3 separate regions of the Homo sapiens genome follow, and regions 1 and 3 are each linked to region 2. A link is a loop called in an ENCODE intact Hi-C map of the cell type or tissue named here. Cell type or tissue: dorsolateral prefrontal cortex. All regions are shown on one strand.

Evidence for each region. A loop is a pair of places that touch in the nucleus more often than their neighbours do. Peaks named below come from ENCODE experiments on the same cell type or tissue, not always from the same donor. Only the 100,000 strongest peaks of a DNase experiment are listed, where the experiment ranks them.
Region 1: it touches region 2 in a loop (2.9-fold over the local background); 5 of 110 quality-filtered maps call a loop at or near these places.
Region 3: a loop joins it to region 2, with 23 times the contacts of the local background. A loop is called at or near these places in 103 of 110 quality-filtered maps.

The regions. Positions count from the first base shown.
Region 1 is chr10:117,492,651-117,500,650 of GRCh38, forward strand. It overlaps EMX2OS. Among named protein-coding and RNA genes, the nearest start is that of EMX2, 46 kb to the right of the region's middle. In dorsolateral prefrontal cortex, CTCF peaks have their summits at 4,067 (motif pointing right) and 4,266; a DNase peak (open chromatin) is centred at 4,061.
Region 2 is chr10:118,564,382-118,572,381 of GRCh38, forward strand. No RefSeq gene overlaps it. Among named protein-coding and RNA genes, the nearest start is that of PRLHR, 27 kb to the right of the region's middle. In dorsolateral prefrontal cortex, CTCF peaks have their summits at 468 (motif pointing left) and 4,100 (motif pointing right); DNase peaks (open chromatin) are centred at 430, 4,135 and 6,820; H3K27ac peaks cover 2,672 bases; H3K27me3 peaks cover 937 bases.
Region 3 is chr10:118,716,718-118,724,717 of GRCh38, forward strand. The region is part of intron 3 of CACUL1 (CDK2 associated cullin domain 1); the gene reads right to left. Among named protein-coding and RNA genes, the nearest start is that of CACUL1, 34 kb to the right of the region's middle. In dorsolateral prefrontal cortex, CTCF peaks have their summits at 4,487 (motif pointing left) and 4,694; a DNase peak (open chromatin) is centred at 4,494.

The DNA.
Region 1 (8,000 bases), 1.1 Mb before region 2:
GCAAAGAGAGAGTGCCTCCTTCCCAAGCAGCACAATGTGTATGCAAAACATGTGGACAAGTGCATGTGTGTGTGCTTGCTCATCAGTGAGGAGAGGCCATGTGACGTTGCAAGTAACAAGCACCCGATCTCAGCAGCGTTGTACAATAAATGTTTTCTTTTGTTCACATTACCTGTCCATTAAGGGTCAGCATGGAGTGGTGTCATAGTTTGGGACCCATGATGGCTTCGTCTCAACACACACATCCCCAGTACAACAGAAGAGAGAGTATGAAGTGAATTACTCACTGGCCCAATGTGTCCCTTCTGTACACATTTGATGGGCCAAAGTGGGCTTGTGGCCATGCCTAACTTTCACAGTCAGGGAAGGAAAAGCCTCACACACTCAGAAAGCAGAGAACTAGAAACATTTGGTGAACAGTCTCCCAAAGTGGCTGAGGTTGGTCTCTACCAGGGAGCCATGGAGGAATGAATAATTTTGAATTAAATGGAACAGTGGGTGTCAATAAAAATTAAACGAATAAACAAATCTATGCCTTTTGACATAGTAGTTCAAATCAGTCAACTCAGCAACAGAAAAAACATGAGCAAATCAAGTACCCAGGAATTATAGAAATCAAATGATTTGTAAGACACAGACTAGTTTATACTACAAGACCCCATGTCTTGCTGGTTTTAGCATAGCCTATGTTGTTTGACATGAATTGTGCCTGGGATGTGGATTCTTCATTGGGGGAGAGTCGAATTCTCCCCCAATTCAATTATGTTATGGTTTTCCAGATTCTCATGTCCTTGGCTATTCTTTAAGACTCAGACAGATTGATAAAGATCTGCTCATTGATCCTGATGCCCTCTGTGGCTCAGCTCCAAAGAGGACATAGCCGCTGCCACACCTGCTTCCCTGCCTTTTGTGGGACATCCCCATGCATGGCACTGTGTACTACCCCCAGGCATCAGGTTATAAAATTGCCCTATCCTGAGCCCCTCCCAAATCCCTGGACCTTACAGGAAATCACCTCACCTCAAAAGTAGAAAAGGGTGAAAAAAACATTTTCAGATCTGGGCAATCACTTTGTTGAAAAAAATTGAAACCAAGTTTTCAGGATTATTTTCAAAAGCAGAAAAGCATGTTCACTCATCTTCAGAAATTGTCCATACCTAAAAACTGTTTAGGTAGTGATGCAGGTTGGCTGAGTTATCATCAAATTGCCTCAGCCACTTGGCTTCCCAAAGAAATTGCCTTGAAAAATCATGAAGAGACTGTGACAAAAGATGTAAGAGATGGCAATATTTTTTTAAAAAACAAGATCAAAAAACTACGATATCTCTTCTCTGTTCCCTCCTATTTTTAAGTAATCTTTTGCACATCATGAACCCTGAAAGCAAATGCTAATACTGCTTCCTCAGAGTAAATTGTCAAAGTAATTTTGATGGCTGGACTTAGGCAGGTGGTTGTTTTATTTACAATGCCAAACCAGATATCCTGGGATAAACACTAATTCATGAGATCTCTAAGCACTTTTGTGTGCCTAGAAGAGAAACATGAAAATGACCCTGTGACTGAAAATGTGCATGGTCTCAATGAGAAAGTTATTGTCGCAGTAATCTTACAAGCCTATAAAAGTTGGGTGGCTAGCAGGGTCCTTCCCTGTCTTCTGAGGGGTCTGGGTCAATTCAGCTCTGGGACCTTCTTAAGGGCCCTTTTGAAGTCCTGTCATCTTCAGTTTTTTTAGCAACTCACATTCTGATATGACCTGCCAGGGAGAGGGTGAAAATGATCAGCAATGGCAACTTCCACTATTATAATTCATTTTCCTGATGGTAAAACTAGGACATGCTCATTGCAGAGAATTTGGAAAGTATGAAATAAAAAGAAGAAAATAAAAGGTAACCATATTTTCCCACCCACTGATAATCACCATCAACTTTCTGATGTCCTTCTCTTCCTTTTTAAGCTTCAGTTTTCCGGGTCTTGATTTTTAAACTATTTCAATCATGCGTTCATCCTTATTTATTGAGAGCATACTATTGTTCTGTTCCCGTCATCAGTGATGTAGCGATAGAATAAATAAAGTCCTGTTCTCATGGAGATGAAATAATATCAGAGACAGTTACTAAAATTCAGAGGGCAGAAAGACCACGGGAAAATCTTCAAACACTTGGAAGTTAAACAGCATACTTCTAAATAATTCATGGGTCAAAGAAGGAGTCTCAAAGGGAATTAAAAACACATAGAACTCTAAGGTGCAGCTAAAGCAGTGCTGAGAGGAAAATTTATAATACTAAATGCTAACATTAGAAGAGGAAACATCTGAAATCAATAATCAAAGTTCTCACTTCATAAAACTAGAAAAATAAGAAGAAAATTATGCCCAAAGCAAGCAGAAGAAAGGAAATAAAAATAAGAGCAGAAATAGATTGAAAATAGGAAGATAATAGAGAAAAATCAATAAAACAAAAAGATTGTTCTTCAAAAAAAACCAATAAAATTTATACATCTCTAGCAAGACTGACAAAAATAAAAAGAGAGAAGACATATTACCACAATCTCAGAGTTGAGACAGAGGATATCACTACAAATCCTGCAGTTGCTAAAAATATGATGAGCAGATGCTTTGAACAACTTTACGCTCATAAATTCAACAACTTAAAAGAAACGGACCAATTCTGTAAATACTGCAACCTATCAAAACCCAACCCAGATGAAACAGACAATCTGAATAGCTCAAAAACTATGAAAGAAATGGACTTTGTAATTTAAAAAGCTTCAGAGATGGTTTTTCTGGAGAATTCTTAAAAAAAAAACACGAATTTTACACCATGTTATTCAGAAACTAGAAGAGAAGGGAATACTTCCCAATTCATTTTATGAAGCTAGTTTAACCTTGATTCCAAAGCCAGATAAAGATTGCACAAGAAAAGAAAATCACAGACCAGTGTCTCTCATGAACTTAGATGCAAAAATCCTCAACACAATATTAGCAAATCAAATCCAGAGATGAATACACATACCTAGGGAGGTAGGGGTGACTTAACAAAATGAGCTAAGACTTCACACTTAGACAGACTTAGTTTCAATTACCAGTTTCCCATGCGATACAATAACTCTCTGAACCTCAGTTTACCTATCTGTAATACAGGGGCAACACACATATTTTAGGATTGGTTCATGTATCTAGTAAATGAAATTATATGTCTAAAAAAAGCCAACGGAAGTTATATTATTTTGTCATGTTTCTTTCTTCTTCTTCTTCTTTTTTTTTTTTGTTGATAGAGATGGGGTTTTGCCATGTTGGCCAGGCTGGTCTCGAACTCCTGAGCTCAAGTGATCCACTGCCTTGGCTTCCCAAAGGGGATTACAGGTGTGAGCCACCACACCCACCAGGTTTTCTCTTATGGAGGAACTAAATGTTACAGCAATACCTGGTATTTTGTTATGGCAGACAAAGGTGACTAATATAGTCATGGCCCTTAAACGTGGCCCATGAGACCCTGCACCTTCTGGCCTCCCCTCTTTCTGATCAGTACCATGACCTTTCCTCGTGGCCCTCTCCCCCCAGCACCGCAGGCCTCCTTGGTATTCTCTGAATGACATGAGCGCATTCCTACCCCAGGGCCTTTGCACTCCCAGCCAGCCTCACTCTTCCTCCATGGAAATTTCCCTCATTTCCTTCAAGCTTTTGTTCAAAAAGCTTCAGCCTTCTCAATGAGGCTGACCCTGAAAACTCTTTACAACTCACCTTTCCCCATCGAGCACTTCAACCCCCCCTTACATGTTCTACTAAAAAAAAAAAACTTCCCACATATTGGTCACTTCCTAACATATGGTATCATGTATTTGTGATATTGTCTATTGCCTGTCACCCTCTGAAAAATGATAAGCTCCAGAAAATCAGGTATACGGGTCTCTGTTTTGTTCACTAAATCATTCCAAGTGCCTAGGACTCTGGCTGACACATATTTCCTGCTCCAGAAATATCTCTTGGCTGAGTGAATGAACCTCTTCCCCCAGCGAGCGAGCCTGTCGGCCGAGGAGACCACGCCATACCAGGATTTTCCAGCAGGTGGCAGCCGACGCACGCCAGAGACAGCTGGGCGCCTACACTTTGAACTCAAGGTTCTTCCAATTAAGTGCAAGATAAGGAGCTTGGAGACTCATCGCGTTTGGCTTACTCCTGACGCAGACTTGCACTGGAGGTTGTGTGGAGGGGATGAGCCGGTGAGCTGATAAAGCCTTTATCTAATACGGGAGACTGTTTACCCACAATTCAGGGGTAAAAAAATGTAAACAGCTGTTGAGAAGAAAGGTCAGAGTCCTCCCACGGTGGGGAAAAGGGGCAGAAGAAAGCCTGTGGCCACGGATTGGCGTCACTCCTGCAGATGGAAAAGTGACATTGGACAACTACTCAGGGAAAAAGGTGAGCCCCTAACACACCGCTGGGGTCGTGGACGTTTCTAGTCTTACTTTTTTTTTTTTTGAGACTTTTTTGAGTTTTGCTCTTGCTGCCCAGGCTGGAGTGCAGTGGTCTGATGTTGGCTCACTGCAACCTCTGCCTCCCGGGTTCAAGCGATTCTCCTGCCTCAGCCTCCTGAGTAGCTGGGATTATAGGCGCCTGCCACCACACTCAGCTAATTTTTTGTATTTTTAGTAGAGAGGGGGTTTCACCATGTTGGCCAGGCTGGTCTTGAACTGCTGACCTCAGGTGATCCACCCGCCTTGGCCTCCCAAAGTGTTGGGATTACAGGCGTGAGCCACCACGCCCGGCCTAGTCTTACTCTTGACACACCAGAAGATGCTTTGTTATGAAACCTTGAATCTTCCTGTGGGCTCCTGCCAAGCTGCCCTCCTCCCGGGTGCTTCTGTTATCCATCCAGTCATGGAATTGAGTTGCAGTGGTAAGGAGCCCTTTAAAAGCCAAGTGCAAGGTGAACCTGCCTTCCATCAAATTCAGCGTTTAAGTGTGTCCGTTTAGCAGGAGGCTCTGAGGCAGAAATTGCTTGAGAATCTGAGTCTACAGGCCCAGAACAATCCATGCCAGCTGATCAACCTAGTAACTACCACAGTGACTACAAGAGCTAGCATTTATTGAGTGCTTCCTGTGTACCAGGCATGTGCTGGATACGTTTACCTGCACTATCTCATTCATTCTCAGTGCAGAGTTCTGAAGTTCACCCTCTTCTCATCCCCAACTCACAGATGACACAAGAGAGGTTGTCACTAGCCCAAGGACCCAGTTCGGTGCTCCGAAGCTCACCCTCACCCCTGGAGGGGAGGAATCTGTGAGTTGTGCCCTGGTGACCTGATAGACCTCAGAGAACATCTAGTCCACCGCTCCGTGTTGACAGATGGGGGAGCTGAGGCCCAGAGAGGGGAAGGGACTGGCCAAGTTTACACAGAAGCCTGCCCAGTCCCTGTTCAGAAAGAGCAACCCAGTGCGCCTTTAACATTCCCAACCAATGTCAGGAGGTCAAGCACAGGCTTTTATTATTTATTTCTTTGTTTATTTAGAGACAGGGTCTCTCTCTGTTGCCCAGGCTGGAGTGCAGTGATACGACCATAGCTCACTGCAGCCTCGAACCCCTGGACTCAAGCAATCCTCCCTCCTCAGCACTCCCCACCCCCAGTAGCTGGAACTATAGGCATGTGCATCACCGTGTTGTCTTGCTCTGTTGCCCAGGCTGGTCTCGAACTCCTGAGCTCAAGTGATCTTCTCACCTCGACCTCCCAAAGCGCTGGGATTACAGGTGTGAGCCACCATGCCCGGCCAGTCACAGGCTTTTAGTTTGCTTTCCTCAGATTCCTCATTTGCTTCAGTCCTTGCTGGCACTGAACACTTTTGCATAAGAGCTTGTGAAAATAACACCACCTCTCTTATTTTAGGAGTTTTATCAACTAGCAGACTGTTCAGCTGGAATCACTGGCCTCTCATAATGTGAATTCTGGTTTCTGTGGTTATTAGCTGGTGACTTTGGTCAAGCTGGTTTGTTCATTGGTAAAATGGAGGTAGTGGTATATATTCATGAAAGGCTAGATTCTAAGCCAGTGCTGTCCCATGCAAATGTAATGGTAGCCACATACGTAATTTTAAATTTTCTAATAGCCACATCAAAAAAAAAAAAAAAAAAAAAAGGTAAAGGGCGAACCAAAGCACACGCCATGATTAATTTTCATAAATTGTTTCATTGAATGCAATAGCTTCCAAATACCATCATTTCAACATCTAGTCAATATCCAGTTGTTCATGGGATACTTTGTTTCATTTTCACATGAAGTTTTCAAGATGGGGTGTGTGTTTTGCACTTACAGCACATCTCAATTTGGATTGGCCACGTGGCAAGGGGCTGCCCTGTGGGACAGGACTGTTTTCGGCCTCCGTAGCATTTTGAGCACGTAGCTCTGTGCTTTAGGAGGATCTTTGTATCTACACCTTGTCTGTAGAGGGTCATCATTTGGGACCCTAACGGAACAGAGATGGCCTTCTTCTTGGCCTAATAAGTCCCCAGTACTCCCCTGTCATCAGCAGGCCTCTGGGCTGCCTTTGAAAACCTTCCCTTCCCGGATAGGTTTCCTCCAACACCACAGACAGGTCTTTCCCATTCTCTGCAAATATTCACGTCCATTTTGTCCTTGATGTGGTGGAAGTGTTCTTAACAACTGCACAGCAGACTGAGATACGGTGAGAGAGAGGAATGCAGAGGATATGGGGCGATGGGGGAGGTGGAGAGATCGCATCCTCCCTCAGGATGGGCTTGGTATTGTGGCAACCTGGGGCTCAGGGCTCTGGTCACTGTGGAATGTTGTCTTTGCTTGCCAGCTTAGAGCCTCACCTTGCCGCACCCAGCTCAACTCTGTGGCCTCAGTGGAAACACCCTCATTACAGGAGTGCCCCACCTCCGCGACCGCGACTTATATTTGATAATAAGCAGGTGTAAGGGGGGCAATTGTGCATGGGCAGTGCTCAGAGAAACATGAAAAGGCTCAAACCATGCTTCACCCTCAGGGGCCTGGGCTGGGAGATGGGAGCCAGCGTCTGCTTGGGTTCTCCTGACAGCAGTGGTCACTGGGGCTCATGGAGAGTGACAAATGCAGGTGGGGTAGCTCAGACACAGGGCTCTGGGCTCTCCAGTGGGTCTGGGGGTGGCAGAGGCCCCTCTAACTCTCCCGTCACTCCCAGCTCCCAGGCAGTTCCATCCTTTTTATTTTTTCTGGAAGGCAGAGGTTGATGGCAAGAGCTCTGCATTCAGCCTGCCTTTGTTCACATTCCAGCTCTGCCACATCCTGTGTGGCTTTGGTGAGTGACCCAACCTCTCTCTGCATTGGTGTCCTCCTCTATGAGTGGGGTGGTAACTCCTTCTCCGGGTTTTCTGAGGAATAAATGAGGCAATAAACAGGAGACTCAGCATCAGACCAGGGTATCATTATTATATTTTACAGGGAGAGACCTGGTTCCCAGTACTTTGGCTTGTCCAGAATAGAGGCATCTTTTTTTCCCCAATCAATGTTATAGTTAAAAAATACAATATGAATAAAATCTATGCTGATAGAGAACAATCTCCGAGATGTACTCTGAAGTGAAAAAAGCAAAGTGCAGAATAGTGTACAATATAGGCCAACGTGGAGCATGGATGTGTGACCTGTGTTTGGGATGGCACAAAAGTTACTGGTAATGGGTGACTGGGAAGGGGAGCCGGGGACAGCGGTGCGAGAGAGCTTGACTTTTCATTCTCTAGCCCCTTGTAATATTCCCATTTTACCAGGAGTATGTATTCCTGCTTTTTTTTTTTCATTTTGAACGTGAATTAATTTTTTCAGTAAAAAAAAAAACTAATTCAAATATCCTTCCCTACCCCCACCAATGATAAATGGTCATTGTAAAAAATTTCCCAGTTCTGAAGAGAGAGCCTGAAAATGCTGTACCATTTCATTGCTGGGTGTTAGAGGATCCAGGGTCCCTGCCTGGGAAGTTGGTTTGCTCCGAAATTCGTTTTCCATGTATCACC
Region 2 (8,000 bases):
GAGGCTGTTTCTCCAAGAGTCCCCCAAAGAGGGAAAAGGGAGTGTATGAAACGTGGCTATTGTCACCTATAATTCAATCAATAGAAAAAGACAGGTTTCAAATAAATCCTAATGCCTCCCACTACCAAAAACATTTTTTAAAAAGATCTGGTAGGGCCTGAGAATTTGTTTGTCTCTGCTGGTCATGTGTTCTGAGCTCTTACGGCCAGGAGAGGGGCCCTAGCACCCCACCATTCACTTCCCTTTCTGACTTTGGAAGAGTAGCCTCGACCCAGAGATCTAAGAATCCAGCCCCGGTGTGGATGCCAGGACCCCTGCACATCCCCTCCCTACCCTCAGTGCCCCCTCCCCAACTCTCCTAATGGGGCATCTGTGGGAGGTTCGCATTCCAGGCTGCAGCTGCTGCCGCCTGGCAGAGCCCAGGCATCATTTCCATTCCACAGCTTTGGCCTGACATCTGGTGGAGGGACGGGAAGCGGTGCATTTAGTCAAATGACAAGGAGAGTGGCTGCAGCCCTGGGCAGGCAGGGTCTTCCTCCTACGGAAAGTGAGGGTAGCTTCCAGAGTCTCCTGGAAGCTTCCAGGAGTCAGGGGCTTTACCTTCAACCAGTAAGGGCCACCATGTCCTTCCCCTACAGGAGTCCACCAAAGCCTCAGAATGTGGCCATTTGGCAGCTAAGACCTTCCTCAAAGGGGGAAAGGGATCCCCAAGAAAGGTTCCGCAACTCCTCCCAGTCAGGCAGCTGGGAATGGAGGCAGCTGAGGCAATCCTGGGTATCTGACTTCAAAATCGTGGTCTTAAGGACTCTGTCACCTTGGCCCTCAGTGAGTCAACTGAGGTGTGTGGGGGAAGGAGTCTTCATGGGGACACTCAGGGCCGTGGCCATTCAACACCCTCGGATCACAGACATCTGCAGAGCGTGGGACCCAACCTGCCTGATGACAGATATCAAGGGCCCAAGTTCAATACGCACATTCAGGGCCCCGATTGCAGCCTCCGCATTTTAACCCATCCCAGGTGGTCACTGCCTTCAGGTGAACGTGGCTCTGCTGTTTCCTGCCCAGATGCGGTGGCCTAGCCTCATGAAAGGGGTGGAAGGTGGGTGAGGTTACCGATCCCTACTCACTAGGGGCCACTCTCCTCACACTAAAGAGCATACTCCAAGAAGGGGGCGGGGGTGCCCCCCCAGAGCCAGGGCCTGAGATGCAGCTGGAGGCATCCTCCCATCCTGGACATTCTGCAGGTGCCACGCGGTACCTTAAACCTTCTGTGGGTGGCTTCTCTGATCCAACATGGCCAAACCAGAACCCTTGATTTTCACACTGGACCTGCTATTCCTCCAGCTTTTCCATCTAAGTCACTACACCACCATCAACCAGCTACCCAGACCAAAACCACAGGGGACATCATGTTTGTGTTCCCTTTCCCTCCCCATGCCCCACATCCAATCCATTGACTAGTCCTGGCAGCGCTCCCACAAAACACATCCCAAGTTTGCCCCCTCAGTGTGGCACCTACCCCAGTCCCAGCCTTCACCTTTGTCCAATGGGACCTGGCAGAAGCCCCCTAACTCTTCCCCTCCCCTCCCACTTTCTCTCTTGCCCCCATGTCAATTGTCCAAGTGATCTTTTTTATTTTATTTTTATTTTATTTTCGAGACAGGGTCTCACCCTGCTGCTCAGGCTGGAGTGCAGTGGTGTGACCACTGCCCACTGCAGCCTCAACCTCCCAGGCTAAAGCAATCCTCCCCCCTCAGCCACCCAAGTTCCTGGGACCACAGGTGCACCACCATACCTGGCAATTTTTTTTTTGTAGAGATTGGATCTCACCATGTTGTCCAGGCAGGTCTTACACTCTTGGGCTCAAATAATCCTCCTGCCTTGGCCTCCAAAAGTGCTGGGATTATAGGTATAAACCACTATGCCTGGCCCCAGTAGATCCTTTTTTTTTTTTTTTTGAGACAGAGTCTCACTCTGTCACTCAGGCTGGAGTGCAATGGTGTGATCTCAGATCACTGCAACCTCCACCTCCCAGGTTCAGTTCACTGCTCTATCCCCAGGGCTTAGCGTCTGGCACTGGCTCCCAAATATGGAGTTGTTTACATAATTAATGATTCCTCTACTATGACCCAGGCTGTTCCCTGTTGTATTTTGTACAAATGAAACAGCTGACAAAGTGAGACACTGAGAGACTCTAACGCCCAAATGGGAGTGGCACAAGGCGATCGTGGGTGAGAGCAGGCATGTTTCCACACACTCCAGGGAGAAGGCTAGGGCCTGGGGTCCCCTTAATCTGGTCAGGTCTCCGCCAGCTGAAGGAGACCAAGATGCTGGCAGAGATGATGAGGTCACAACCAAGTCTGGGCCCTCAGCATGCCTGAGTCCTGCCCTGTGGTGGGGTGGCTGGTAGAGAAGCTGCAAAGCCACCCCACAGCTCGGGTGTTTGTGGGCTTTGCAGGGCTCCAGGGAACCTGGCTCTGCTGGCCAGTCTGCTCTCCTGGCTCGTGTGTGTAAGATGATGTGGTGAAAACGACTTCAGTTCCATGAACACAGGCTCAGGGTGGAGGGTCCTATTTGAAGCTGTGCCTTCTGAGTCTAGAGTGTGCAGTCAGGCACTGTATAGACAATGAGTTCTTCATTGATGGGACAAGCGCTGGAGTCAAAAACCTGAGCTGGACATCAGTTAAGGGGTAAAAACCGATTTTACTCAGGACTATTGCAATAGGGAGAATAGAGAACCGGGCTCAACTCCCACTTGCAAGGGCAGGTGGAGTGTTGGAGCAAAGGAGCAGCGTGGGGGTCAGCGGGTGGAAATGGCTAAGAGGAAACATTAGGGGCCAAGGGGATTCTTGCTGAAGACAGGCCAGGAAGATCAGACCTCCCCAGGGCAGTGGTAAAAGATGAGGAACCCGACCAGATATCGAGAGTGATCAGAAATGGAGAATGACAGCTGGGAGTGGAGGGGTCTAGCTAACCTGACTTAGCAGGACTCTTGCTAAAGCTGGATTTTACAAGAAGTGCACAGAGGTGGGCCTAAGAGAAGGTGCAGGAGGCTGACTGAAGTTTGGCCAAGCAAAGAATCTTTGTCATTGGCTAGGGGAAGTATTGGTCCTAAAATCCTGGATAGGAAGACAAACTGTAGGCCAGCAGTGACAGAGGAAATACCTATGTCAAGAAAGTTGGAAATGTGTCAGAGATTAATTTTAGCCCTGGGAATATGTCCGTCGGAAGAAACAGAATGGAAAATGGGGAATCTAGGAGAAACCACCGACATTCCTTCGTCAAGCATTTATGGCGTGCCTGCTCTGAGCTGGCCTGCAGGGTCTGTGGGAAGAGACAGTGCCTCCCTCTCCAGGGCCCCCATGGGACACTTCTCATATTCTGAAACAGTGCTTGCCAGGTCACATTGTATTATCTGGGCTTTCCACTCCTACAAGGACTGGAGCTGGTTCTCACCACAGGTGGAAGCTGAGCTTGCATCTGCGGCCTAGCAGGTTCTCCACATGGTGGGTAATGTGTGACTTCTGTGTCCCCGGCATGGAGTCCCGCTAGGCCCAGTGCTAGTCTACTATCTAATTCATGAGTTATTCTGGTTACGTTCTTGCCACAGTTGAGGAGACTAAATGGTTCTCCATAGGACAGGCCGTGCAACGGCATCTAATGAGTCCTCTCTCTCTCCCTCCCTCCCTTTGTTCCTTCCTTCCCACAGCTGAAGCATTTTCCCGGGAAAAAGTCCAGGCCGGGCACGGTGGCTCACACCTGTAATCCTAGCATTTTGGGAGGCCGAGGCAGGTGGATCACCCGAGGTCAGGAGTTCAAGACCAGCCTGGCCAACATGGTAAAAACCCATCTCTACTAAAAATACAAAAATTAGCCTGGCATGGTGGTGGGTGCCTATAATCCCAGCTACTAGGGAGGCTGAGGCAGAAGAATTGCTTGAACCTGGGAGGTGGAGGTTGCAGTGAGCCGAGATCGTGCCACTTCACTCCAGCCTGGGTGAAAGAGCAAAACTCCGTCTCAGAGAAAAAAAAAAAAAAAAAAAAGTGAAAAGTTAAAAGTCCATCCTAGAAAAATTCCACTCTTTGCCACAAGGTGGTGATCAAGGCTCACATAGTTTGGGGCCTACACTTTGCGAGCTGAAAGTGATCGTCTCACTCCACGAGGATTTGGGGGTTTGTTTCGGTTTTCCTTTTTAATATCTGGAGGGGAAGCAAGTGTTCCTAGGCAGCTCCCCACTACCCACCACAATCTAATTGTCCTTCAAACCAGACTCTGGTCTGTGTAAACAGGCCGTAAGATGGACTTCTGGAGTTGTCTGGGCACCCGGCTATGAACTTTTCAGATGGCTGTGAAATGTGGTGATTTGAGTTGCTGCTTCTCTGTTCTCAGTCAACACATGGGCCAGACTAGATACTGCTGCCTTACTGGCCTTGAACACATGGCTCTGATCCGAGGCCATTGCCTGACTTTCTTGGAATTATTGAGATCAAGAAATTGTAAGAGGCTGAGGCAGGAGAATCACTTGAACCCAGGAGGCGGAGGTTGCAGTGAGCTGAGATCGCGCAACTGCACTCCAGCCTGGGTGACAGAGTGAGACTCCATCTCAAAAAAAAAAAAAGAAAAAGAAAAAGAAATTCCTCCACAGCGGGACTTGCTGATTATAAAGCTGTATGCCTGAGCTGCCCATGGGTGAGGATAGCACAGAGGAAAGGAAAACAGCACTGAAGACGGGGAGACGAAAGCCTGGGGACCTCATTTGAGCCCCTGGACCCTGAAGCCAGCCCAGCTTCTTAGTTGCATCAGCCAGCATCAGTCAATAATTCTCTTTCAGCTTAAAGCCAGTTTGAGATGCGTTTCTCTCCCTGCACTAAAAAATCTCCTGCTAATACATGTGAAAAGAGGTCCTTGTGAAGTGGTTTTTATAAACCAAAGGTAGAGGTAGTGGCTTGGCCTTTGGAGACAGCTGCTTGCTTTTGAAGGAGGGAGTCCAGGCGCCAGCTTGAGGAAGCCCAGAGACCGCCTCAGAGCTGTCCAGCATCTGGAATCCAGACATCGTGCCAGGCACCGGGAGTCTCTGGGCCTTAGGAGGCTAGAGGAGTAAGGCAGCCTCCAAGTTCTAGCTCTGTGGTAATAAGGCTGACCAGGGTAACTAATCTTCCATGAGTAATGTGTGCTAGCCCCTATTTTAAGTGCTTATATGTGTTACCTCATGTAACCCTCATGACATTCCTACGCAGCAGGTGCATTTGTCCTCCTCCTCAACAGGTGGGGAAACCAGATTTGAAAGAAGCTAAGACACTCGGCCAAGGTCACTTGCTGGTAAGAAGGAGGCTGGATTTGAATCCAGGAGGCTGAGAGGAAGAGTCCACATAAGGCTTCTCAGAGCCGGCACCCAGCGTCCAAGCTGATGAAACATAACTGCCCAGGCTGAGTCATCTGATCCACCAGTTCAGGCCTTCTACCCCAGCTGGTCCTAACCATGGGTGGAAGCTGAGCTTGCATCTGCAGCCCTTTGTCAAGAGAGGCCTAATGGAAAACCTGACCGTCTACCCCAAATAGCAGTAATGAACCAGTGCCTCCCCCTTCCCCATCAGGGTGAGGTCACAGCTTCTACCCACAAGTTCTCCAGCTGGTTCTCCATGGGGACAGAAGTCACTGGCATGAGTAGTTGAACTTTGGAGTTGGAACGTGTGTCCAAATCCTGGATGTGCCACTTACCAGCCAGCTGGGCACTCAACCTCTCCACGCTTTGGTTTCCTTGTCTGTAAGGTTGGGATAATTTTAAAATGCCTGCTTTACAAGGCTGTTGGATTCCAAAAGATCATACCCTGGCTTCAGGCTCTCACTAAAAACTCATTATCATACTTATAATTTTCTATGCAATAGGGAGAAAGTGATAAGAAAATGACCAAAAGAATAATAATTCTGAGAGGCTCTGGCTCATTTCAAAATGAGACACAGGAGTGGAAAGGTAGCAATTCTATAAATCAGTGGTTCTCAGCCTGAGCAGCCCATTAGAATCGCTTAGGAAAGCTTTATAAAAATCATGCCTGACCCCATTTCCAGAGCAATTAAATGAGAATCCTTGGGGCTGGGGACCAGACATTGGTCTTTTTGAAAAGCACACCAGCTGACTAGTGTTCAGCAGGGATACAGAGCCACTTTTGGGGTAAACAAGAGGTTTGTCTGGCAGAACAGAGTGGTGGGCCCCTCAGCAGCTTTCTTCCCAAAATAGAAGGGGGTGGTCTCTCCAGCAGTGAAATCAAAGCTCGGGACCTCACTCTGACAGCTGAAATGTATAAGGGGTTTGGACAGGTCTGTCCTCAGCCTTGGCATTGCAAGTAGCAGCTCTTCCTGGCTTCAGTAGCATGGTGGCAGATGGATAAAATGAATACACTACGAGATTAAATAACGAGGAGATGTTATGCCAACAAAATTAACTTGTCCAGCCTGTTCCTTAGCAACTGCACTATTATTTCAGGTTTCCTTTAGAAACCTCTGGTTGTTCCCGCCACTCCTTTTCATTAAAATGTGAGGCGCAGTTATTTCTTACTTTAATGAAAAGGATAGAAAAGCAAGGAATGAGGCAAAAGAAACTTCTAACCACCCCTCAAATTGCATCAGGCCAGCCCTAGACAAATAGGATCAAATTGGTAACTTGTAAATTGGGGTGCTTATTTCGTTTTCCTGCAGATGTAGCTTTTCTGGTCCTCCAAGGGCTTCACCATGCAGTCCTGCCTTTTATGAACACATGGTGCATTTGCCAAACCAATCTGAGGCTGCCCAGATAGCCATTGTTTGGGAGTCAGGCCCTGAACGTTGGAATTCAGAACACAGTGTCCTCAGAGGAAAATCACTTTTGTGCAGCAGGAACAGGCGCAGAGTGAGTAATTGGCTGGTTTTAGGAGGGGTGGGGAGGCTTCTTGTTTCTAAACTCTGCCCAGTTGAATTGCCAAAGACCCACCCTCTTCTCAGATGCATCTTTCCTGGGTGATCAGCAGAGGCCAGGGTCTCACAGGGTTTGCCCACTTGACTGACTCAGTGTCCATGGTCCTGGGCAGCAGGAATCCCGTGTTTGGCTCAGAAACTTGGCTTCCTGTCATCCCCTAATCAGATCCAGCTGTGCTCTTGGCTATCCTTGCCTGATCATCTTATTTATTGATCATTGTGGGCTTTTGGTCTCAAATGATTTTTTTTTTAAGTCTGCCAGAAATCTCTGCCTATAAGGTTTGCTGTTGTTGCTCTGGGCTCGAGGTTAACAATATATCCAATTTTATCCTTAAAAGCAGGGGCTGTGAGCCAGGGTTAAGAATTCAGTGGGTCTGTGAACTGGGATCAGAAAACAATTGACTTTTATTTTTCACTCATCTATAACTAAAATCTGTCATTTCCTTCCATTATAAATGTGGACAAAAAAGCAGAGTTGTATGAGAGAAACCAGTGACTCTGTCACCAGTGGGAATCACAGATCATTTGACATTATCCTGCAACTGTGGCAAATTCTCAGAATACCATTTATGCAAATCATTATTTCAATATTACAGTGACCATTCAACCTGCCACTAGATAGCGTATTTACTATAGTAATCAAGAAACACATATATTAAAATATTAAAAAGTCCACACTTGGGATATATATGTTTTAGTATAATTGATTTCCTTTGTAAACCTGTGCATAGTATTTTATGCATTTAAAGACATTATCTTGGAACTCCTGCTTCCAGGAAGAAAATAGATTTGCTTTTCCCTATTGCTTCTGCCAAGCATAAATAAAAATCCTGGATATTACACAAAAGAAAAGATAAGAAGACTCTGAAGGGTGGAAATGAGACAGACCAGACAAGGACCGCAGAATCCGGGGTACAACACAGTGGAGAGTTCCCTGGGTTGTCTTTTTGCCTCGTATATCCCAGACTTGGAGCTGAAAAGCCTGGCAGCACAAAAATACCATCAGGCATGAGCCCAAAAGCCACCCCAAAAGGCCTGCTGTCTCTAGTCAA
Region 3 (8,000 bases), 150 kb after region 2:
TCAGCCTCCTGAGTAACTGGGACTACAGGCACCCGCCACCACGCCTGCCTAATTTTTTGTATTTTTACTAGAGACACGGTTTCACCGTGTTAGCCAGGGTGGTCTCGATCTCCTGACTTCATGATCCACCCGCCTCGGCCTCCCAAAGTGCTGGGATTACAGACGTGAGCCAACGAGCCCAGCGCACTATCTTATTCTTAAACATAAGCTACACTGCACTCCCTGCTTAAGAGAGACTAGGTTCAGGAACAATGGTACATTTCCATACGCCAGTGGACCTCAAAGAATGCTTCTCTCCGAATCACCTGAAGGGACTGGTAATGACGCAGATTCCTTTGCCACACTCCAAAGTCTTGATTCAGAAACTTTCCAGAGGTGTGTATTTTTAGTGAGAACTTCAGGGAAGTCTGTAAACAGCTGGCCCACCTGTTAAGCATTTAGGAACCCTACACCTTAAGCCTCTTCCAAGAAATGAGAGGAGCTCTACAGGAAGGAAGTCTGCAGGATTCAAGAGAAAACTGAGCAGTAATCACCCATGTAACACAGGCATTTACTGCAGGACAATTTAGCTGCAAACTGCACTGAAATCAGTAAAAATATGATGCACTAACATTTTAACATTAACATAGGTGAATTTTTCCTCTTAAAAGTTAATGGCTTCTTGACTAGTATCAAATTCAGGGAGTATAAAGTTATCAAAATATAACTCAAGTTCCCCCTCAGCTTAGAATGCAGAAAGCTGTGAAAGAACATCACTCCCACTCTTATGGTAAGAAAAAGCTGGTTAACCAAAATAATCATAATTTTTCGAGCTCATCAGACACCTAAGGTTTCTTTAACTTACATCTGCAATGTTCAACTAGGTGAGAAGAATTTCAGAGTGACAAGCTCCTCTAAAAAAAAATAAAGGACACATGGACTATTTCTCTGTTGGTGATGGTAGTCATAAAAGCAGATAAGCAAACAACAGAAATTGTAATGAATCATTAAAGGCCAAGTGTGAACTAACAGTGTAGAATCCCTGGGAGGCTTCAACACAAGGGCAGTCAGCACCAGCACCTCCTCTCCAACTCTTTTCCATGGGTTTCCACTGGGTCATCAAGAGAAGGACTGGGGGCAGTGAAAGAAATCTGAGAGGCCATCCTCCATAGCAAGATGTGCCGGGCTTAGTAAGACCTGAGGATGAAGCAGGAATACCTAAAGAAGCCGATGAACACATCATGGGGTCCTCCATGACAAAAAAAGGTGGTGATTAACTGCCAATGGAAGACATGAACAAAAACTGCCTGTGCCCTAGAACCTACCCAGATTCAAAGCAAAAGCCATTTGCTGAAAGGAAGGGGTAAGAAACCCTGCAACCTGGTGACCCTTCTTTGACCTTAGGCAAAAACTGTCTACCACTGGAAGACAGGCAGGTGATCCTCCAGCCCTCCTGACAAGCAAAGGTCAGCAACCATTTTCAGGATGGTAGAAAATCCACTCATGCCCAGGTTTCCACACTGTTATGAAGCAAAAATATACTGCTGCTGATGGAAGCACAGGAAACTTGCTTACTCCCAAGGTTCCCCAAAGATACAAGGTAAAATTTGGTTGCCACAGGGTGTGTGGGGGGCAGGACAGGGAAGGGGAGAGTCGGGGAGGGAACTCACCTGCACACCAAACCAGAGATCAACAAACTAGAGGCTGTGGGCCAAATCTTGTCTACACCCTGTTTTGATTAAGTACAGTTGTTTTGAAACACAGCAATGCCCATTGTTTATGTAATCTGTGTGGCTGCTTTCACCTGCACCAGCAGAGTTAAGCACAGGAGCTAGACAAACACCTCACGGCCCGTGAAGATATTTACTTTTATTTTATTTATTATTCTTATTTCTTTGAGAGGGAGTCTCGCTCTGTTGCCCAGGCTGGAGTGCAGTGGCGCAATCTCGGCTCACTGCAAGCTCCACCTCCCGGGTTCACGACTTTCTCCTGCCTCAGCCCCAAGTACCTGGGCCTATAGGCGCCCGCCACCACGCCCGGCTAATTTTTTGTATTTTTAGTAGAGACGGGTTTTCACCGTGTTAGCCAGGATGGTCTCGACCTCCTGACTTCGTGATCCACCTGCCTCGGCCTCCCAAAGTGCTGGGATTACAGGCGTGAGCCACCGCGCCCGGCCAAGGCATGCCCATTTCTAAGCAGAAACTGTTCTTTTTAAGCTAAACTGTTCTTTTTATATACAATGTCCAACATTCAATAAAAAACTAAGACCAAAAAAACAAAAACACAGCCCACTGTCAAGAATTATGTCAACAATTAAACATTCAACATGCACAGAGATGTCCCACATGAAGTAGCTATCACAGACACTTTAAATAACTATGATTAATATATGCAATGACCTAGTAGAAAAGGCAGATAACATGCACAAAAAGATGGGAGAATTTCAGCAGAAAAATGGAAACTATTTTTAAAAGAGTCAAATGGAAATGTTAAAAATTCTCAAATAGTTTATTCCAAGTCCTTTAACATTTATTCCTATAATAAGTACAACGTTGGCATTTTTGTATCCCATACAAATGCACCTGGATGCCATCTCAAGGATCCTTAATACTATTTTCTCAATCAAATTGGTCATTTCTTTTTCTAAAAATCTGCCTTTAGATGACTGACTATAGCAAAAACTACTAATGGGTAATAAGCTTTCAGTCTAGCTTATTCCATGATGTTCCAGAGCAATACCATACTGCCATGGACAGATGTGTCATGGCCCTAGAAGCAACACCCATTACACACTGGAAGCTGACAAAGACGCTTCATAAAAATGGAATTTCTTGGCCGGATGCGGTGGCTCACACCTGTAATCCCAGCACTTTGGGAAGCCAAGGCGGGCAGATTACCTGAGGTCAGGAGTTCAAGACCAGCCTGACCAACGTGGAGAAATCCCGTCTCTACTAAAAATATAAAATTAGCCGGGTGTGGTGGCACATGCCTGTAATCCCAGCTACTCAGGGGGCCAAGGCAGGAGAATCGCTTGAATCCTGGAGGCGGAGGTTGCGGTGAGCCGAGATGGCACCATTGCACTCCAGCCTGGGCAACAAGAGCTAAATTCCGTCTCAAAAAAAAAAAAAGGAATTTCTTTCCAAATAGACAAACATATCTGACATTCCATTCTCATTCTTGCTATGCAGATATTATTTCCATATTAGAATAATATCCAAAAAATAGTGATATAGAAGGTAACTGATCTTCAGGAGCTATTTAAGAGCTATAATATACATATTAGACACTTCTCATATAAACTGTAAGCATGGTTTTCAATTGAAAACTACAATAAAGTCAATTGAGTCTTAGATAGAAGATATTTCTCTTTTCACTTAGATCTTTTACTTCTTAAGCTATTATTATATGAAATTTTTTTCTTGATTTATTTCTAAAATAAGACTTCCTTAATTTTCCAAATACTATTTGGACTTAATAAACTGAATTAAACCTGGCTTCTGTGTTCCTGGGTTCATTTAGCTTATCTACATGAAATAATCTGTAATCTAATACTAGCTTTTAAAGTAACTGGCTAGGTGCTATAAAAGGTTCAAGGATTACTAAATGGAGAAATATCCAAAGAAGCCAGATACCCTAGGCTGACTTCTCACTTCCCCACATACTTTATCTCTATGTAACACTTAGCAAACAGTAACTTACTTACACTACTTACACCTATTTGCTATTATTTTGGAAAGGAAACCTTTTTCCTTTTCTTTTCTAACTTAAATTACACAGTTTGGTCTCAAAGAAAGTATATCTTAAAAAGAATACAATTCATAATTGTACTCTGTACACCATGCAAATGTACTCTGTACAAATGCAAACAGCTATTATTTATGTGATTTTACTCTCCTGCTCATTTTCCAAGTTCTGGATGATGTTTTACCTGGAACAAACACATGCCTCTGGTAATGTCAGTGGTAAAGCCAGCATATGTTTTTGTAATCAACTTATACCAAGTACTTTTTACTGGATCTCTATTTTTGGGCCTGGTATTATGTTAAGTCCTATGAAGGCACATGAAAATACAAACAAAATCCTTTCTTTCAAAGGAAGATAGTAAACTTATTAGAATCATGGTCTGAATGAGAGCCTATTGAATGATCGAGGGTTAGGGTGTCTCCCTGGCAAATTCCTGGGTTTGCCATGACAACTGCTTTAAGTTCTAGTAGAGAGGAAAAAAATAGATCTCCACATAACTTAGAAACATTTTCAGTAGAACACACATGTAAAGGGCTATTTACCAGTTGCAATATTTATTTTATTTGAAACCTATGAAGAAAGGATATCAAGCAATTTTCTTATTATCTAAAATCTTATTCACTTTAGCAAGAAATAAACAGAGTATTTGGAGGAAAGTTTTCTTAGAATACACTTTGTAGTACAAGAGATTTAGAAATTAAAACCTTTAAAACACATAAAAAATTTCAAATGACCGTACACAAGATAACCAGTTGAGTTATGCTGCCACCCACTGGACAAAAAATAAATAGCAACGCAATCCTTGCTCTGATTTTAACTACCAAGGGACTAGCTCAGTTTATTGGCAATCTGGCAGTAAAGATTTTATATGCAAATTGGAGTTTATAAATAGTGAATCAAAGTTAAGTACTGTTGGCTGATTATGGTTTAGTTTCTATTAATTTCCATTATTAATTTGACAGTCAACTTACTTATTTTGCTTAAAACCAAGATACAGTTAGACATCAACATCACTCTAATTTTATTAAAATGGTTTAAATGTAATCAGTTAACTTCCTTTTAATTAAAAGTGAAATACTTAAAACTACTGTAAATTCAGCCTTATTTGAGATAAAAATTGCAACATTTCCCAGCACCTTTGTCTCTGTGGTCTCTCCTCAACAGGACCCTGAATGCAGGTTAGTAATATCGGCGCTAATCTTCCCACTTGAATGTTACTGTCCTGACCTAGGAACCAAATCTCTGTGTCAACACTGTTTACTGGGGCTAACGTACAGTGTGAGTTCCAAAGCACTGACAAAAGAACTGTTAATGGGTCACTGACTATAAAACTACTACATCAAAATGTCAGAATATTTTTATTTGGTGAAAATATACTCTCTTTTAGATAACACATTAGCATATACAATAAATGTATCAACATTACTTGGGGAGAAAATGCCTCACAATTGTTTCAATGGATTCTGGATTCAGAAATACACATAGAAAAAATGAAATGAGGAAGTGTCATTTAAGACAGTTTTAAAAGATTTTATATCCATCTATCCATGATAGTAGTCCCCCACCTTATCCAGTTTCCCTTTCTGAGATTTAAGTTACCACAGTCTGAAAATATTAAACAGAAAACTCCAGAAACAAACTTTTTTTTTTTTTTTTTCTTGAGACGGAGTTTCGCTCTTGTCACCCAGGCTAGAGTGCAATGGTGCGATCTCGGCTCACTGCAACCTCCGCCTCCCAGGTTCAAGTGATTCTCCTGCCTCAGCCTCCTAAGTAGCTGGGACTACAGGCATGTGCCACCATGCCCGGCTAATTTTGTATTTTTTTTTTAGTAGAGATGGGGTTTCTCCATGTTGGTCAGGCTGGTCTCGATCTCCCGACCTCAGGTGATCTTGCCCGCCTCAGCCTCCCAAAGTGCTGGGATTACAGGTGTGAGCCACCGCACCCAGCCACAATTCTTAAATTTTAAACTGCATGCCTTTCTGAGTAACGTGACGAAACCATAACACCATCCAGCTCCATCCTGCCTGAGATATCTGTCAGCACTTTGTCCAGCACTTTGTCCAGCATATGCACACTGTTGACACTATCCATCTGTCAGACACTTAGCCATCTCGGTTATCAGTTCAACTGTCACGATTATCATAGCAAATGTTCAAACAACCCTTACTTTACTTAATAATGGCTCCAAAGAGCAAGAGAGATGATGTTGGCAATTCAGATATGCCAAAGAGAAGCTGTAAATGATTCCTTTAAATGAAAAGGTGAAAGTTCTCAACTTAGTAATAGGAGGAAGAAATCTACTCCAAAGGTGGGGCTTGGACATCAGGACCAAACGGAGGACTAGCTAAAAACAGGTCAGGGCAGAAGCACCTCCCCATAAGACATGCCCACCAGTGTGCCATGTCAGTTGACCATTGCCATGGCAACACCCAGAAGTTACTGCCCCTTTCCATGGCAACAACCCAACAACCCAGAAGTTACCACCCTCTCCCTCGTTCTAGAAATTTCTGCATACTGCCCTTAATTTGCATATAATTAAAAGTAGGTATGAGTGCAGAACTGCCTCTGAGCTGCTACTCTAGACACAGTGCCCATGGGGTAGCCCTGATCCACAAGGAACAGTACCAATCTGAAATTGTCTTCCTTTTTTTAATGTAGTGCTTAGTCTTTAACATTTCACATAATAATAGACATGCTGAAGTTATCCTATTTTCTATTTATCTCATCTGTTCTCTGTACTTTTAAAAAATCCTTTCTTGATTTCTTTATTTTAAAATTATTCCATTTTTTCCCCTCTATGTCTTGTTAACTATGTTTTTTTACTACAGACTGTATCCTTGTCACATTATAGTTGAAAATAAAGTAGTGCTTTACCATTTCCTGGACAATGCAAGGCTTCAGAACATTTCAAACCTTCACTCCTCCCTTCAAACTTACACATTATTGTCACGAGTTTTGATTATATATATATATTCTTATATCCTAGAAGACATTATCATTATTATTGATCCACACTTGCATATTTTCCCTTCTTCATTCCTACATATCTTCAAGTTTTCATCTGGAAACATTTTCTTTCTATCTGAAAAACACTTTTATTTGTGTAAGAAACTACTGGTGATGAATTCTCCCAATTCTTGCCTAAAAATGTACTTCACAATTTTGCCTGGTTTGATGCCTCATTTCCTACTATGACTAGTTATTTCTGATTAAGTGCCAGATACTGCTTATGAAAAACTATGGAAACAATCTGATGCCTAGGATAATGGTATCTCTCCAGAATTTACTTTTGTTACTAGTAAGCTTAATCGAGGCTCTAGCAAATCAAGACCACCATTTTTTTTTCTTTTTGGGAGACGGAATCTCGCTCTGTCGCTCAGGCTGGAGTACAGTGGCACCACTGCAACTTCCGCCTCCCGGGTTCAAGCAATTCTCTGTCTCAGCCTCCTGAGCAGCTGAGATTATAGGCGCCCACCACCACACCCAGGTAATTTTTTTGTATTTGTAGTAGAGACAGGGTTTCACCATCTTGGCCAGGCTGGTCTTTAACTCCTGACCTTGTGATCTGCCCTCCTTGTCCTCCCAAAGTGCTGGGATTACAGGCATGAGCCACCACACCTGGCCGAATCAAGACCATCTTAATCCAATCAGGAATCAGGCTTTAGCAAATGAGAAGGCTAGTCTTTATTTTTTTATTCTTGCTAGTCCTGGGATGTGGTACTTCAGATTTAATGAGCCTTATACTCCAATTTATTACCCAACCCCCACAAGTGTTGTCAAAGCTCTATTAAATTTCTCAGCTCATTAGCCTCCTTTTCCAGAATAAATAGGTGACCCCAGTAGATAAATGGCTCAAATGTTAGGTTCCTCTATCTGAGTTTCCTTCTTCTCTTAGATCCTGGCCCTATAATTCACTTTGTTAGTCCTGTGGTCTGATTTTTGTAATTGCTCTCAGCAGGGGGGGTGGTCCACACTATCTAGTCTTATCAATTATATGTCCACTACCAGACCCAGTAGAGTCATAGTTAAATAGGATACGTTAGGGTTCCCACTAGGAACCCCTGCAACCAATAAAACCACTCAAGTTTTTTTTACACGGACCAAAAAATCAGCTGTGATTAATTAAGGAAAGCAATAAATAGTATTTTAGATTTTTGAACAAGAAAGTATGTCTATCAAATTAGGGTTTTTAGGTTGTTCAGCCAAAAGAAGAGACTGCAGGAAGACAAACCAATTAAAAGAATATTCCACTAGTGCAGGCATGAGCCAATGATGAC